Linked DNA regions of Homo sapiens: region 1 is linked to region 2. A link is a loop called in an ENCODE intact Hi-C map of the cell type or tissue named here. Cell type or tissue: mammary epithelial cell. All regions are shown on one strand. Links, peaks and the distances in the headings refer to the core of each region. The heading gives the core; the rest is flanking DNA.

What was found. A loop is a pair of places that touch in the nucleus more often than their neighbours do. Peaks named below come from ENCODE experiments on the same cell type or tissue, not always from the same donor. Only the 100,000 strongest peaks of a DNase experiment are listed, where the experiment ranks them.
Region 1: a loop joins it to region 2, with 16 times the contacts of the local background. A loop is called at or near these places in 41 of 110 quality-filtered maps.

Annotation. Positions count from the first base shown.
Region 1 is chr1:89,082,689-89,091,040 of GRCh38, forward strand. All of the region lies in intron 4 of LOC105378841 (a long non-coding RNA gene), which reads left to right. Among named protein-coding and RNA genes, the nearest start is that of GBP1, 22 kb to the left of the region's middle. In mammary epithelial cell, for the core only: a CTCF peak has its summit at 3,303 (motif pointing right); no DNase peak of the experiment used is centred there; H3K27me3 peaks cover 240 bases.
Region 2 is chr1:89,452,215-89,460,566 of GRCh38, forward strand. No RefSeq gene overlaps it. Among named protein-coding and RNA genes, the nearest start is that of LRRC8B, 68 kb to the right of the region's middle. In mammary epithelial cell, for the core only: a CTCF peak has its summit at 3,139 (motif pointing left); DNase peaks (open chromatin) are centred at 1,097, 2,747 and 3,087; H3K27ac peaks cover 2,084 bases.

The DNA of each region.
Region 1 (8,352 bases), core at 212-8,211, 370 kb before region 2:
TGATGGGTGTAGGAGGAGGTGGTAGAGCATGAAGAGGGCTTCATGGAAACTGTTGTATTCTGAATTTTCTTTGGGTGCTGGCATTCTGAATATATTTAGTTTGCTCAAATCCACAGAGCTGTATATTTATGATGTGTCCACTTTTCTATATGTGTATTTATGCTTCAAAGTAATTTACTTATCTAACAAAATATGGAAATAAATATAACAAAATATGCCAAGGACTATACACTGAAAACTATGCAATATGCCAAGGGCTAATAAATGGTGGAACATATCATGGTTATGGACTGGAAGACTGACTATTTTGTGAGTCTAATTTTTCCACAAATATATCTATATATTCAATGTAATTGCCAGACTTATACATATAGTGAGTTGATTTATGGTAACGATAGTGAAAGGATAATCTTCTCAATAAATGGTGTCAGGCCTTCTATACACGTTAGAAAGAAATAAAACCTGGTTCTTACCCTCCTGACATTAAAAATAAGGCAATTCCAAATGGATTATAGATCTAAATGTGGAAGATAAAACAATCAAACTTATAGAAAAAAAAAGTCAATGACATTATTTTCACATTCTCCAGATTGGGAAACTGATACAAAACTATAATATTAAGTGTAAAAAAAAAAAGTCAATACATTTAACTACATTAAAATTGAGAACTGACAAAGATATAATTAAGAGACTGAAAAGGCAAATCAAAGATTAAAAACATATTATATATATAATTAGAATATGTAATGCAGTCTTCAAATCTACAAAAAAATAGAAGTAAAAGTCTTAAATAAGCTCATCCAAAAGAGGATCTCCTAATGAACAGCAAACATGAACACATGTTCAACTTCCGTAATTGTCTTTTATTCTCAAGGAAAACCAAATTAAACTGTGAATGAAATCTACATGTACCCACTAGAATGACTATAATCCAAAAGGCTGACATATCCAAATGATGGCAAGAATGTAGAGCACTGGGGAGCCTTAATATTGCTGATGAGAGTATAAATTGTGACAATCATATTAAAAATCTATTTGATATTATGTACTATGAGGTGAAAAAATGCATACTATATATTGAATACTTCTACTCCTAAGTATCTGTAGTGAAATATTATTACAGAACCCAAAAGCTTTCACATATATTTTAATACATAATATTGAGTTAAGGAAGTCAGTCATACAGCAAAACATTGTGTATGTTTCAGTTTATATAAAGAATAAAAAGGAGACAATAGCTGGATGCGGTGGCTCACGCCTGTAGTTTCAGCACTTTGGGAGGCCGAGGTGGGCAGATCACGAGGTCATGAGTTTGAGACCAGCCTGGCCAACGTGGTGAAACCCCGTCTCTACTAAAGATACAAAAAATTAGCCGGGCGTGGTGGCATGTGACTGTAATTCCAGCTACTCGGGAGGCTGAGGCAGGAGAATCGCTTGAATCTGGGAGGCGAAGGTTGCAGTGAGCTGCGATTGTACCATTGCATTCCAGCCTGGGTGACGGGGAGAGATTCTGTCTGAAAACAACAACAACAACAACAATAACAACAAAACAGACAGTAACAATCTATGCTCTTCCAAGTCAGGTAAAAGTTTCTGTATTAATTATCTGATATTGCATAAGAAATACCCTCTAAATGTAGTGAACTGAAACGTTTATTGTCTCATAGTTTCTAAAGTTCACAAGAATCTAGGAAGAAGGGGGATAATTATCTTTGTCATATTGCTGAGACATAAAATAAAATGAGGATGGAGAATTGACCATTCGACCTATCAGCATGGAGCAGGCAGGTCATGAGAGGGACTGATTGTGTGGGACTCTTGATATTGAGATTATGGAGGAGGTTTAGTTACTGGTAAGGAAAAGTTTCAGGCTGAGGTGAGATGATAGAAAAGACTTTCAGCTATTAGGAGGTCAAGGAACTGAGAGGCTGGGGAGATGCTTGTCTACCATATCTGAAAGGGCCCAAAGATCAACAAGAGTAATGGTAAGGAGAGAAAGGGTCAGTTGTTAAAATATTCAGTGAATAAAGGCATCCTGGGAGATCCAGGATGCCTAGCACAAAGGAGTTTTGAGTAGTACAGCCTGATGACATGTGCTTCACTTTATGTGTTTGTTTTGTTGTTGTTTTGTGGTTTTCTGGTGGGTTGAGGAGCTAAAGAAAGAGGGTAAGTTATCCGGAAGCAACAATGAAGAGGAAGAAGGGCATTTAATCTGTCACTTCAAGCTCTGTCAAATTAGGAATATGGAGGAAAAGCATGGTGTCAACACTTGAGAAAGGTGCTGGCATATTGCATATGGAAAGCAACTCTGCCAGTCATCAGCTTTGTGAGTTCTCTATGCCTCCTTTCATCATCTTCTCAATAAGCACATCAATACCTAATTCATATTATTTTGTGAGGCTGAATTGGGATAATGTACATAAAAGTCTTAACACATTATTAGAGGCTCATTTTGAACTTTGAAAACTTAGTAACACTTTCAATTAAGTATTAAAACACATTTCCCAAACTTAGTATTTGAATGTATGCTCCTTCTAAAAATGTTTTCAGAGCACAAAATATGTAATAATGTTATCTTTTATGTTGGTATCATTAGTACTTTGCCTAATGTCTCTTTTGATATTTCACATATGTCTATAAAATGTCTATTCAGGATGAGAGGACATAAAATAAATTACATAGCATTTTGTATCTGTATAAAATAAATATGGTCTAAATAAGTATTGTCAGAATACTATGCAGCCATAAAAAAGATTGAGATTGTGTCCTTTGCAGCAACATGGATGGAGATGGAGTTCATTATCCTAAGCAAACTAACACAGGAACATAAATCCAAATACCACAAGTTCTCGCTTATAAGTTGGAGCCAAACATTTATTACATAGGGACACAAAGAAAGGAACAGCAGACACCAGGGCCTTCTTGAGGGTTGAGGGATGAGAGTGAGGGTTGAAAACTACCTATCAAGTACTATGCTGATTACCTGGGTGATGAAATCATTTATATACCAAATCCCTGTGACATGCAATCTACCTATATAATGCTTGCACATGTACCCCTGAACTTAAAAGTTGGAAAATAAATAAAAATAAATGTTGTCAGACCATGCTTTATTGACACCATATACTAAGCAAATGACTTAACTGTTTTTGTCTAGTGTTCATACTGTAAGAAAAAGCTAAATAAAGAGGATAAATGATTTGGAAGCAAAAAATAAGAATAAAGGGCATCAAATCTGTGACTCTGAGCTTTGTCACATCAGGAATATGGAGGAAAAGCATGGTGTCACCACTAGAGGGAGGTGCTGTCATATCACATATGGAAAGCAACTTTGCCACTCCTCAGCTTTGTGAGCTCTCCATGCCTTATTCCATTGTCTTCTCATTGAGCACATCAATATCCAGTTTGTATAGTTTAGTGAGGCTGATATAAGATAATGTACATAAAAGTCTTAGCTCATTTTGAACATTGAAAATGTAACACTGTCAATTAATTATTTAATATCAAGATACCTTTCCCAAACATATGTAAATATATGCTCTTTCTAAAAATGTTTTCAGAGCATAAAATTTGTTATAATGTGTAAATGTGTGATCTTTTATTAAGGAATTTTTTTGCCAATCATTTACATATTCCGCAGTTTGAACAGAGGAGTGTAAAGCAATTCCAGCAGCCGCAGCAGTACCTGTGACTGTAATAAGGCCCATAATGACCGTTATAAGGGTAAAAATAAATCTTTTTGTTTTGGTAAACAGTCCCCTTAACATTTCTGTGACAATATGAATGGAAGGAGAGGCTCCCCAAGGTCTATTGAGGGAAACCGGTATCCAAACTCCTTCTCTAGCCCTCACCAGCAACACAGATGTTTTTACACCAAATGTGCAATCAATACAGATGAAAAGGCAACAGTTTTGACAAGTAATGGTTTGAGAATTTGGTCGAATATTAATATTTCTGACAATTAACATTAAAGGAGGCTTGACACAACTCTGAATGGGTATTGTTTGGCTGGAACAAAACTGATACGTAAATTGATGTCTCCCACCTTCTCCATTAATATAATTTTTTTTTCCAAACCCGAATATGAGATTGGGCCATCATTAACTTTCATAATTCAGGATGTTTAGGGTCTATGATTGGATTACTCATTTTTGGATGTGGGTCGGCCATACCAAAATTGGTCCAAATTATGGGAAAATGAGCACGTTTTTCAGTGTAAATGGTGTCATCTCTTTGATAATATAGTTCTTGGTTTAGTCCTATCTTGCATCTATCATTCTGATTGGTACAATTAACTGCAAAGGTCCCCTTAGGGGCCCAATCAATGATGATTCCATAGGGATTATTTTGCAGTACCACAGTGTGATCAGTGATGCAATCCTTCCAAATCAATGTTTCTAAATCCTTTGACCATTATTGAGGTTGTTGACACCTCTCTTTTCTGGGCTTAAACTGTTCCAATTGAACCAAACTTTGTAAAATAAATGACAGGATACTGGTCTTTGATTATGACCTGGAATCTTAACTAGCCAATGTTGTCGGTAGCCTTTTAGGCAACAGATAGCCAGCCCTATGCAAACAGGGGGGAATTGATAACCCACGGACACATTTATTAACATTCCTTCCTCCTCTGGGTGAGAGGGCCCACGAGAATCTGTAGGCTCAGGCATCCAAACACTACTATGAACGTAAACCTCAACCGGGGTTTCCAACCATGTGACAGGCCTAATTAAAGGCAGGAATGGGACATATGCCCAATAGGCATAATTAGCTGCAGTTGCTCCTGCAGGCCTGGGGAGACTTACCACCGTTGACACAATCATCAAGGCTGCAAGCTGCATATTCTCTGGAGTTTGGATTACCCTTGTGTTCTTTAGGCTTTTTTCAGCTAACTGTGTCAGCTTCTTTAATTGTGCCCAAGTCGGCGGCTCCGCTTTCTTGGTGGATGACAACTTTATCTGTAAGTTGTAGGTACCTAAACTGGAAGGTGTTTTTTTCCTGGGGAAATACAAGCAAAACCTCTCCCACATGTCATCACTTTCCGTGTTTCCCATGTTTTATTTTTATTATCTTTCTACCAAATCAGTTTTCCTTCATGTGGGCTGTTCCTTTTACCAGTTAGATGTTCTGCAGGGGTAATGGTCTGATTTCTATAAATGTTCAAAAAATTTAAAGTATAGAGTATTAGATTAAGTTGCATCTGGGGAGTGTTAATACTCCTTACTGTTTCTTCCTTTTTTTTTTTTGTTTAACCAATTGAGCTTTCAGTGTTCTATTAGTTCTTTAAATTATGGCCTGTCTTTGGGAATTATAGGGAATTCCTGTTTTATGTGTAATTTTTCACTGATTTAAGAATTTTTGAAAAGCTTTACTACAGTATCCTGGCCCATTGTCCATTTTAATTTTTTTTTTTAACTCTCATGACAGCAAAACAAGATAATAAATGTCTTTTAACATGGGAAGTACTTTCTCCTCTCTGGCAGGTTGCCCATATGAAATGTGAATAAGTATCAACTGTCACATGGACAAATGACAATTTTCCAAATGAAGGTACATGCGTGACATCCATTTGCCATAACACATTAGGACTTAGACCTCTGGGATTAACTCCTGCCTCCTGAGTGGGCAGGTGTAGAATCTGACACCGGGTGCAATCTTGTACAATATTTTTTGGCTGTTTCCATGTGATATCAAATTTATTTTTAATCCTGCTGCATTTACATGAGTCAAGGCATGAAGTTCTTGTGCTTCCATGAATGCAGATGATACTAGCAAGTCAGCTTGTTCATTTGCTTTAGCCAAAGGCCATGGTAAATTAGGGTGTGCTCGAATATGAGTAATACAAAATGGGAAATTTCTTTTTCTTACAGTTTGTTGTAACAAATTAAACAGCTCGTTTAACTGATAATCCATACTATATTTGAGTAGGGCTGTCACATGGTTGGAACCTCCGGTTGAGGTTTATGTTAATAATAGTGTTTGGATGCCTGAGCCTACAGATACTTGTGGGCCTCTCACCCAGAGGAGGAAGGAATGTTAATAAATGTGTCCATGGGTTATCAGTTCCCTCCTGTTTGCATAGTTCCCTTGGCTGCGGGTGGGAGGTCCCCGGCTTCTTGCACTTCCTGGGTGAAGCAACGCCCCACCCTGCTTCTGTTCGCCCTCAGTTGGTTGAACCCACTGCTTAACCGTCCCAATGAGATGAACTGGGTACCTCAGTTGGAAATGCAGAAATCACTTGCCTTCTGCGTGGGTTTCACGGTGCTGCAGACCGGTGCTGTTCCTATTCGGCCATCTTGGTCCCTCCCCTCAACTGGCACTCTTTAAATAATAAAAATCTTATGAGAATCATCAAACCGTTTGCTGAATTTGATCCATTCTCTCATGAGTACTTGGAAAAATGGCAGTGTGTGAAAATAAATATGACAATTGTATCCAAAATAAATTATGAAGACTTAATTGAAATAGAAATAGGCACATAGAAAGTGAAATGTTAAATAAATAAAGCAGGTTCTAAAAACTACTTCCTTATTAGATTTTATACCAGATTGGATAAATACTGATCCTTGATTCTTACAAGCTAACACTATTACAAAAAATCTTGAAATATTTTTTCTAACTCAAATTATTTATCTGACTATATTCAACAAATGAAACAAATTCTAGTTGATTGTAACATGCCATTGAACAGGATTTGTGGGATTAGTCTGACTCTGTGCTATGATAATATAGCTATTATGAAAAGTAAGGATTAAAGATGTGTGCACTCTTTAAAAACATCACTAAATAAACAGAATGTGCTATATGGATCTTATTCTCTTTTATAAGGGAATAAGCTGACCTCATAGTACTGAAAATGTTAAATACTAAGGTATTTTCAAGTTATATTTTCTTTTTGGATTCATCATGAAGAAGAGTGTATTATGCACACAGATCAATGTGCATTTTCTTAATTTTTATTCTTTATGGATACATAATAGTTGTATGCATTTATGGGTTACATGTGATATTTTGATACAAAAATAAAATATGCAATGATCAAATCAGGATAATTGGGATATCCTTCACCTCAAGCATTTATCATTTCTTTGTGTTCGGAATATTCCAATTCCACTCTTTTAGTTTTTTGAAATATGGGTACAAAAATATAGTTAGAAGAAATAAGATTAATGTTGTTAAAAATAGTTTAAATGAAATGTCTACTTGTGATGACAAAGGGAAGGAAATATAAAATAAGTGGTAGGGGAGGGATAGGATGAACGTCAATTCTGCCTTTGATTGAAGTTGCAGGAGCAAACTGTGGTATGTGCCACCAACTCCTGTGTATTAAGTTTTTTGTAGAACTGTAGCTGGTTATGAACTTGAGGACTTGGTAACAGACTGAATTTAATGTAGGGCAGGCACAGTGATCAGAGTGCTGAAGGGGTGAACTGTGTCAGATGCATCTGATACACTGACTCATCCTCTCAATGTCTCCTCTCATCCCAGCTGTGACTGGAATGGAGAGTTCAAAGGAATTCAAGCTGATAGCATCTTGCTTTAGGACAGATGTTTCTTGTCTTTCTGTTCAATCCTAAGGCCATTTCTATACAACGGACACTTTTTTTTTTCTGTATTAAGAGTCTGTTTATTTCAGTATTAAGGTAAAAGAACCTAGTTATAATAAGTGTTTTTCATATCTTTCTTCATCATTCTCACAACAAATATATGAGAAGAATGACGCTTAAAAGGTATGTAACTTTCTGAGGTGAGGCAACTAGTAGGTTGTAGAATTGGTTTTTGAATGCAGATTTCTCTCCTTCTTTCTCCACTGTTCTTTCTCACCCTTGTTTGCACTAGTGATCCTATCTTCTTTCTACAGCAGCAATATTTATTTTAACAAACCTACATAATTTATAGACCACGCTAATTTTTTTGTCTTTAAAGTAGTAACTTTGTGTGAATATTCCAATAATATTATTTTTTATAAAAGAAATTTAGGGCACCCTTCAGCGTTTACCTTCAAAGGCAGGTTATGAGTCCTGGGAGAAGAGTTTTACTTCATATCTTGTCACATTGTATATGTCTAAAATTGATGGTGAATTGGTTACTGACAATTATCATAAAGTTTGGTAGTGGATAATTTAAAAAGATTCTTAATGGATAAAAGATATGAGACATCTCCGTTGACTTTAGGGAAAAAAAAGTGTGTTAAGGGCTCTTAAGGCTATTTAAGAAAAAAGCTTGAAGTGTGATATCATAGCATTTCAGAACTGAAACAGATCTTTGTCTGTCTTCTTTTTTCAGCCCAAAGATACTTTTAAGTGGTTTAAAGATAACATACAGATTATCACATTAGAAACACAAAGTTAT
Region 2 (8,352 bases), core at 24-8,023:
GTTGATTCCAACCTCCATAGATGACTTTGAGGGATTCAAGACACAAGTGGAGGAAGTAACTGGAGATGTGGCGGAAATAGCAAGAGAACTAGAATTGTAACTACAGCCCGAAGAAGTGACTGAATTGCTGCATCTCATTAGAAAACTTGAATGGATGAGGAGTTGCTTCTTATGGATGAGCAGAGAAAGTGGTTTCTTGAGATGAAATCTACTCCCGGTGAAGATGGTATGAACATGTGGCAACAACAACCCAGGGTTTAGAATATTACATCAACTTAGTTGATAAAGTAGTGGCAGGGTTTGAGAGGACTGACTACCATTTTTTTAAAAACTGGGTAAAATAATACCAAATAGCATCTCATGATACAGATAAATATTTTGTAATGGAAGAGTAAGTCAATGCATCAAACTTCACTGTCATTTTATTTTAACAATTTGCCACAGCCACCCTGACCTTCAGTGACCACCACCCCAGTCAGCAGCCATTGACATTGAGGCAAGACTCTCCACCAGCAAAAAGATTACAATTTGCTGATGGCTCAGACGATTATTAACATTTTTCAGCAATAAAGTATTTTTTAATTAAGGTATGTAATTTTGTTTTTAGACATAATGCTATTGCACACTTAGTAGACTACAGTATAGTGTGAACGTAAGTTCCATGTTGCACTGGGAAACCAAAGTTTTGTGTACTCACTTTATTGCAATATTCACTTAATTGAAGTGGTCTGGCACAAACCTGCAATACCTTTAGGTATGCCTGTGGTGGGAGGTAGGAGTCATGGAGACGGGGGAAACATATTTAAAATGTCAAAAGCTGTACACTAAAAAAATAACCCAGGAATTCTAACTAGAAGAAAATGCTTAAAAATATTCTTGGTTTCTAGAGCTTTATGTTTCTACTGTGGATTTTATCTTCTGTGCCAAAAAAAAAAAAAAAACTAAACTAAAAAAACTAAAGCCAACTGGGAGAGGTATCAAGAAGAAAGCCCGTGAAGCCTTCCAAGATACAGAAGACAAAAGCAATCTGACAGGACTGTGCTTGCTAAGGTGTGACTGTGCAGTATCTATGGCTTTTTCTGACCTCCTCTCACCCCTGCACCCAACACGCATCCTCAAACTCACATCAGATGATTCAGGCATGTCTTAGCAAACTCTTCAACAATAGCATGGATTAATTTTACATTCAAGTTTAGTTTTGTTGCACCATCTCATTTGTGGAAATAACTAGCTCCCTCAGCTTTTTTATTTTTTCTTCCTTTAATGGGGAACAAAGAAAAGTAGAGTGAGGAAAGAGACCAAGGGGTGAGTGAGGCAACTGAAAACTGTTCTTGCACCTGCGGTGCTGTAGAGCAGGTATGTTCACTTTCTTTTAAATGCAACTTAGTCCCTAACTCAAGACTTGGTTTCTGATTAAGAGTGGCAACTGAGGAATGGGCAGGAAGGGCAGGGTGCCTGCTGCCTGGCCTGCAGGAGTCTGTGGCTGGCTTTAGTTCTGGGGAAGCTCAGCTTCTCCACTTAAACCAATGACAGATGAGCGGTGACAGCCAGGAATGCTGCGTCCCCCTGGATGTGCTGCTCCCCAAACATCATCTCAGGGCAGCAGTGATTGGCCTGGAAAGAGCCATGGTGGGCGCCTGCATGGCTACCTCTATCAGGCCCTGCAGCAGGCCCAAAAATGCAGAAAGCAAGACCGTCGCTGTCAAGGAGCTTCTAGGCAATCATAACCTGAAGAGAGCGTTTTTTTTTTCTATCTTTCTAGTAGTCACACTTTGGAAAGCTTCAGAGTAAGAGCTGTATACGCTTCTATTAGAAATAAAATTAGTCCCTATCTGGCTGATCCTTATTACTTAAAAATAACTATATAGTCCAAACTCTGTGTGTGTATGTGTGTGTTTTATGGATATATATATACATATATATATATATATACACATAAAATATGATCTTTCATAAGTAGAGAAGAGAAGTCAATGCCTGGCTTCAAAGCTTCAAGGGACAAGTGAACTCTCTTGTTAAGAGCTAATTATATATAACATACCAATATATAAATATGAATGTATATACTCATATATATGTCTAGTTCAGCAGGTAATCATTTTACAACAAAATAATTAAAAAATAAAGACAAGTAAAGATAAAAATGACTAATCCTTAATTGCATATCTAGAGAGGCTCATCCTTAACATTTTGCTCAAACTCTTGCACTTTTTTCATGAAAGGCTAAATAAGCCAAGCATGTTATCATGCACCAGGAGTAATAGCTACTCTAGAGGCTGAGGCAGGAAGATCGCTTGAGGCCATCCACTACACTCCAGATGTAGGCAACTCCATCTCTGAAAAAATTTAAAAGCCAAATAGTAATATTTTAGGATTTGCATACCATAAGTCTCTGTCAAATCTATTCTTCCAGAGCAACCATAGACAATATGTAACAAATGAGTGTGGCTGTGTTCCAATAAAACTTTATTTACAAAAGTAGGCAGTGGGATAAATTTGGCCCATCTCTTGTTTGCTGACCCCTGGATTAGGTAAAGTTAATGGAACAATATGCAAGGGATTATTACCAGCCCAGGTATCTTACAAGTTAGTGGATCAGTTCCAGGCTCTCAGTCTAAGTGTCTACTTCTAAGGTGATTTGGATCAAACAACATATAAAAATTCTCATCGGAGCAGAGATACCAACAAAAAATGTGTTTACTCTGTCTATCTGACTATCAGTCAAGTGAATTTCTGCCTGGATTCCTGAGCAATGAATTGACATGTCTGCTCAATTAATTGTCTAACTCCCAACAGCATAGTGCTGCCCACAGCTCCTACATAAGCCACAGAGTAATACGTGGTGATGGAACAAAATCAGTAGTAAAGAGGAAGAACCTGGTCTGGCTAGGGGGACACCTGCCCAGGTCTGCAGGCCCCTGTGAGTGAGCAAGAAAGCCTAACATTTGGATGTATGTCATGATGACTCCGGCTAGTCCTAGCGGGGTGGACAATGAAGTTATAAATACAGATTTTGCAGAGATATTTCTGCTTGCATTTGCTAGATACGGCCTGTTCACCTCAAACACAGATTAAGGAACAGCAGTGTTATCATGGATGTATCATGCCTACACTGAAGAGATAAGCGCTTGCAGGCACTGCCATCATGTGGCTATGTTTGGTAATTTATTTGGTAATATACGAATGAATTTTCCTGTGGAAAGTGATATCAATATAGAATATATAGATATCAGTATAGAATTTATGGAAATTTATTGATGGCAATATAGAGTTTATAGAAATTCATAATAAATTATAAATTATGGTGAAATCAAATTTATTTTTCAAATATTTGAAATAAATTTTATATATAAAGTTTACTATATTAATATTTATTGTAAATATAAACTTTATATATGTATTATTTATTAAATATTGATTAAATGTGTTATAATGGTATTAATATAAATATTTATTATAAAATGAATTTTGGTAATATATTAATTATAAAATAAATAATAAACATATATTTGAAATATAAAATTCACAATAAAATTTGTTATAATAAAGTTGAAATCCAGCTACATAAATAAATCAAATTCATACATTGATAACACTGTATGCATTTTCTAATGTAAACATGACTATGATGGAGGTTTTTTAAAGGTTAATTGAAATGATGAAAGAAATGGTAAGGTCTTAGGTTCCCATGGGGATAATGTGTTTTTATTTGGTTTCTCTCTCCAACAAGGAAAGACTTGGATGTGTATAGTTTATTTGGGAAATGGTGACAGGAAGCCAGGGAAAGGGAGAGTAACACACGGACAAAGCTAAAAAGGCGAATTAATGAGTTGGTTACTATTGTGAGCAACTGGAGATCAATCCCAAAGTGGATATTCTGAAGAATTATATAGAGTGCATTTCATAATTGTCTCTTTGAGGGACAATGTGGAGTATTTATTTAACAACCCAGTTTCCATTGGTTGAGAGTTCCCCTCAGGGACTTTAGCTCCTCTGAATTTATAAGCTGTGCTTGGGCAAAAGAGGCAGCCTTACATAGCCTGAACAAAAACCTGAGTAAGTAAAGGAGAAAGACTCTCAACAGAGGACATAGCAGCTGCTGGAACTGTCTGCTATGGCCGCACTGCTAAATGGATTTGAGAATAGAAGCAAGTGGCAGAATGAGCAGATACGAGTTTTGGCAATAACTTAGGCTGAGGATTTGGGGAGTGTGGTAGACTAATCTGAATAATCTATGCAGACAAAGATTTGTGCTGAAAAAAAGGTAAAATTTTGGATTTAAAAATGTTTAATATTTTTAAAAGCAGTATTAAAAATGGACTAATTTGTCATGAATGATCTTAAAGACCAAATTCCAAGGGAAGGTGGGAGACCAAAGAGTTAAGTGGAGTTATTGAAGCTGTTTTTTTCCTAATAGCATTTGCCAACAAAGGGAATGAACTTTCAGGGATTTTTGTTTGTTTTGCTTTTTATTTTATTTATTTTTATTATACTTTAAGTTCTGAGATACATGTGCAGAATGTGCAGGTTTGTTACATAGGTATACATGTGCCATGGTGGCAACCTTCAGTTTTGAAGGCATTTATGAAGTAAGCAGACAGAGGTCAAAGACCAGAGCTTGTCTAAAGTAAAGAGTCTAGTAGGAGGCCTCCTTTAGAAGTCAAAAGACTAAATAAGTAATTCTTAATACTTGCTGCACTTAATCATCAACTGGGGTTCTCCTTAAAAATCCTTACACTCGAGCTCTGACCCATCACCAGAGACTGATTTAGTAAGTCTAGAGTTGAGGCTGAGTGTGAGTGTTTTAAAGCCTCGCTCCACCTCCAGGTGGTTCCAGTTACAGTCAAGGATGCTATTCAGAGCAACTGTGAACTAGAACTAGCAGGGCAAGCAGGTTTAGGATTGGCTAGCTGGAATAATTTCAGTGGGCTCTGAAGCAGAGGAATTGTTCTTACTTTCTGGTATTTGGCCTTTGGGTGAGTAGGGCAGATGGGTAGTGACCCAGAGTGTGAGAGCCAACAGAGAAAGTGGTGGCGTGTGGGCTTCAGGTTGGTTAGTTTGCATATGAAAGGCACACTTGCAGGAGAATCCCTTAGTATCTCTAAAAACTGCCTAGCCCTGGGAGGATCAGTCTCTCCAGGATCAGCAAAGCCCCAAGATGTCTAAAGCTTTAAATAGGGAAACTAGAAAATGTGTTAATTATGGGGTTGCATATCTTGGATGGTCCATGAAGTCAAGCCAAGAGCTTAGCACAAAACACCCAGAATAGTCAAAGTGACCTGAGAACGAAGAACAAAGCTGGAGGCATCACACTTCCTGATTTGAAAATGTAATACAAATTTACAGTAATTAAGACAGTATGGAACTGGCATAAAGACAGACATATAGACCAATGAAACAGAATAGAGAGCCCAATAAAACAGAATAGAGAACCCAGAAATAAAATATTTGGAAAATATATTGAAAAGGCACTCAATATCACTAATAATCAGAGAAATGCAAATCAAAACCACAGTGACACATCACTGCACACCTGTTAGGATGGCTACTATTTAAAAAAAAAAGGCCAGGCACAGTGGCTCATGCCTGTAATCCTAGCTCCTGGAGAGGCCGAGGTGGACAGATCTCTTGAGCCCAGGAGTTCAAGACCAGCCTGCATAACATGGCAAAACCCTATCTCTACTAAAAATACAAAAATTAACTGGGTGTGGTGGTTTGCACCTATAGTCCCACCTGCTCAGGAGGATGAGGTTGGAGGATCACCTGAGTCTGGGGAGATCAAGGCTGTGGTGAGCCCAGATCATGCCACTGCACTCCAGCCTGGGTGACAGAGTAAGACCCCATCAAAAAAAAAAAAAGAAACTTTAAAAAATAATGGTGTTGATAATGATTGTAGAAATTGGAACCCTTGTACACTGTTGATTAGAATGTACAAGGGTGTGGCTACTATGCAAAACACTATGAAGGTTCCTCAAAAAATTAAAAATATTACTACCACACGATCCAGCAATATCACCTCTAGGTATACATTCAGAAGAAGAAAAACCAGGACCCTGGAGAGATAGCTGCACTCCCAAGTTCATTATTCACAATAATCATTCACAATAGTCAAGATATGGAAATAACACAAATATCCAAAAATGGATAAAAATGTGTGTGAATATTATTTAGCTTTTAAAAAGAATGTTCTGTCATCTGAAACAATAGGGATAAACCTGAAGACATTATGCTAAACAAATAAAGCCAGTTACAGACGACAAATACTGCATGGCCTCACTTATATGTGGAATCTAAAATCGTGAAACTCATAAAAGCAGAGAATAGAATGGTGGTTGCCAAGAGTTGACGGAAGGGAAAATTGGGAGTGGTTATTCAATGGGTATAAAGTTTCAGTATCATACACTTAAAAATTTGTTAAGAGGCTAGATCTCATGTTATATGTTGCTACAAAATAAACAAAGAGGTACAAGGAAACTTCTGGAGGGGTGGATATATCTATTGCATTGATTGTGGTGATGATTTTATAAGTATATGCATACATTGAAACCTATCAAATTGTATATAATAAATATGTGCAGTTGTTATATATCAATTTCACCTCAATGAAGTTGTTTTAAAAATAAATAAATATTCCTGTTTGCAGCTGGTCAAAATGGGGAAATTGATACTTAAAATAAAAGCCATTACTTACAAAAGAGTACTATGGTTCACAAAATAGATGAACTGTACTAAATCACAGCCTGCAAGACAAACTAAGTTCAAATTCTTTTTAATACCATATTTAATTATGAAGTATTACAAAGTCTTCAAATTACTTTTAAATGGTTCATTAAAGAAAGTGTACAGAGAGAAAGTGTGCCAAAATATTAACCAACTTTTAATTTTGATCAAAGTTATGTGGGTGTTCATTGCTGTATTCTTTCTACTTATCTGGATGTTTAAAATGTTTCAATTTAAAATGTTGAGAGGAAAAAAAGATCTGTCCTACTGCACAAAGACATTCTTGTAATGTTAAAGTATTATAAATGGGCCTGGCATGGTGGCTCATTCCTGTAATACCAGCACTTTGAGAGGCTGAGGTGGGAGGATCGCTTGAGTCCAGGAATTCGAGGCTGCAGTGAGCTATGATTGCTGCACTGCACTCCAGCCTAGGTGACAGAGGAAAACCTTGTCTCTGGAAAACAAACCAATGAAACAGAATAGAGAGCCCAGTGAAACATAATAGAGAACCCAGAAATAAAATATTTTGAAAATATATTGAAAAGGTGCTCAATATCACTAATAATCAGATAAAATAATCAGAAAAAAAACAGTACAATTGAGATCTTGGCAATAAGAAATTGCTTGAATGCATTTGGTACATTGGTGCAGCAACTGAGTGGATTCAGTCTGTCAGTCTACAAATATCTACTGAGGAAATTATCTGCATCACATACTATTCTAATCCCTGAGGATGTGTCGTAATAAAGATAGAGAAGGTTTCAGCTCTCAGGAAGCCCATATTCTACACAGGGCAGAGCCAACACAAGCAAACAAATAAATGAACAAGATCATTTCAAAGGATGAGTGACTTATGGTATGGGAAATGACAAGTGGCAGAGACTCTTTAAATTGAGGACAAAGGAAGGCCATGCTAAGGTGGTGGTATTTGGGCTGAGGATTGCATGACAACAAGAAACCAACCAAAGGAAGACCTTTCAAATCCTCCTATCCTCAGAAAAGGAAATCCAAGTGCAAAAGCACCAATGTCAATATGAGAAATGCTGAACAGCATTAAAAACATGATGTCAATTATACATCATAGCATAGAAAAATTCTTGCAATATGCTGTTTTGTGTAGAGTGGTATAAAACCACTTCTAATCTGCAATGGGATACAATGATTCTAAGAAGTATATACACATATAGGATGACAATGCAAACTATTAACAGTATGACAGTATGTTGAAATTCATGGGTCACTTTTATTTTCTTTCTTTCACTATCTGCTTTTCTTAAAGGTTGTACAAATAAACACGTGTTATTTTTCTAACTTCAAAAAATGAATTCTGCCCAGTCCTAGAGGAAAAATAAAGCAACAGCAGAAAGAGCCCACCGAGACTCTCTGGTGCCCAGGATGAAGGTCAATCTGGACACCAGACAAGGACCATCCTGATCCCATCTAGAAACAATCCAACAGGTGGCAGCTCTTTCCATTCCAAAGAGAGCTATCAACTCTCTACATGGAGAAGCTTCATGCACTTTAATGAAGAAATTGCTTTTACTTTCTCCTTTGACTACAGACCTTGGTACTGAGACAAGAAAATAAGGAAGAACTACTCATATGCTACCAGCACCAGGAAATGAGCTGAGT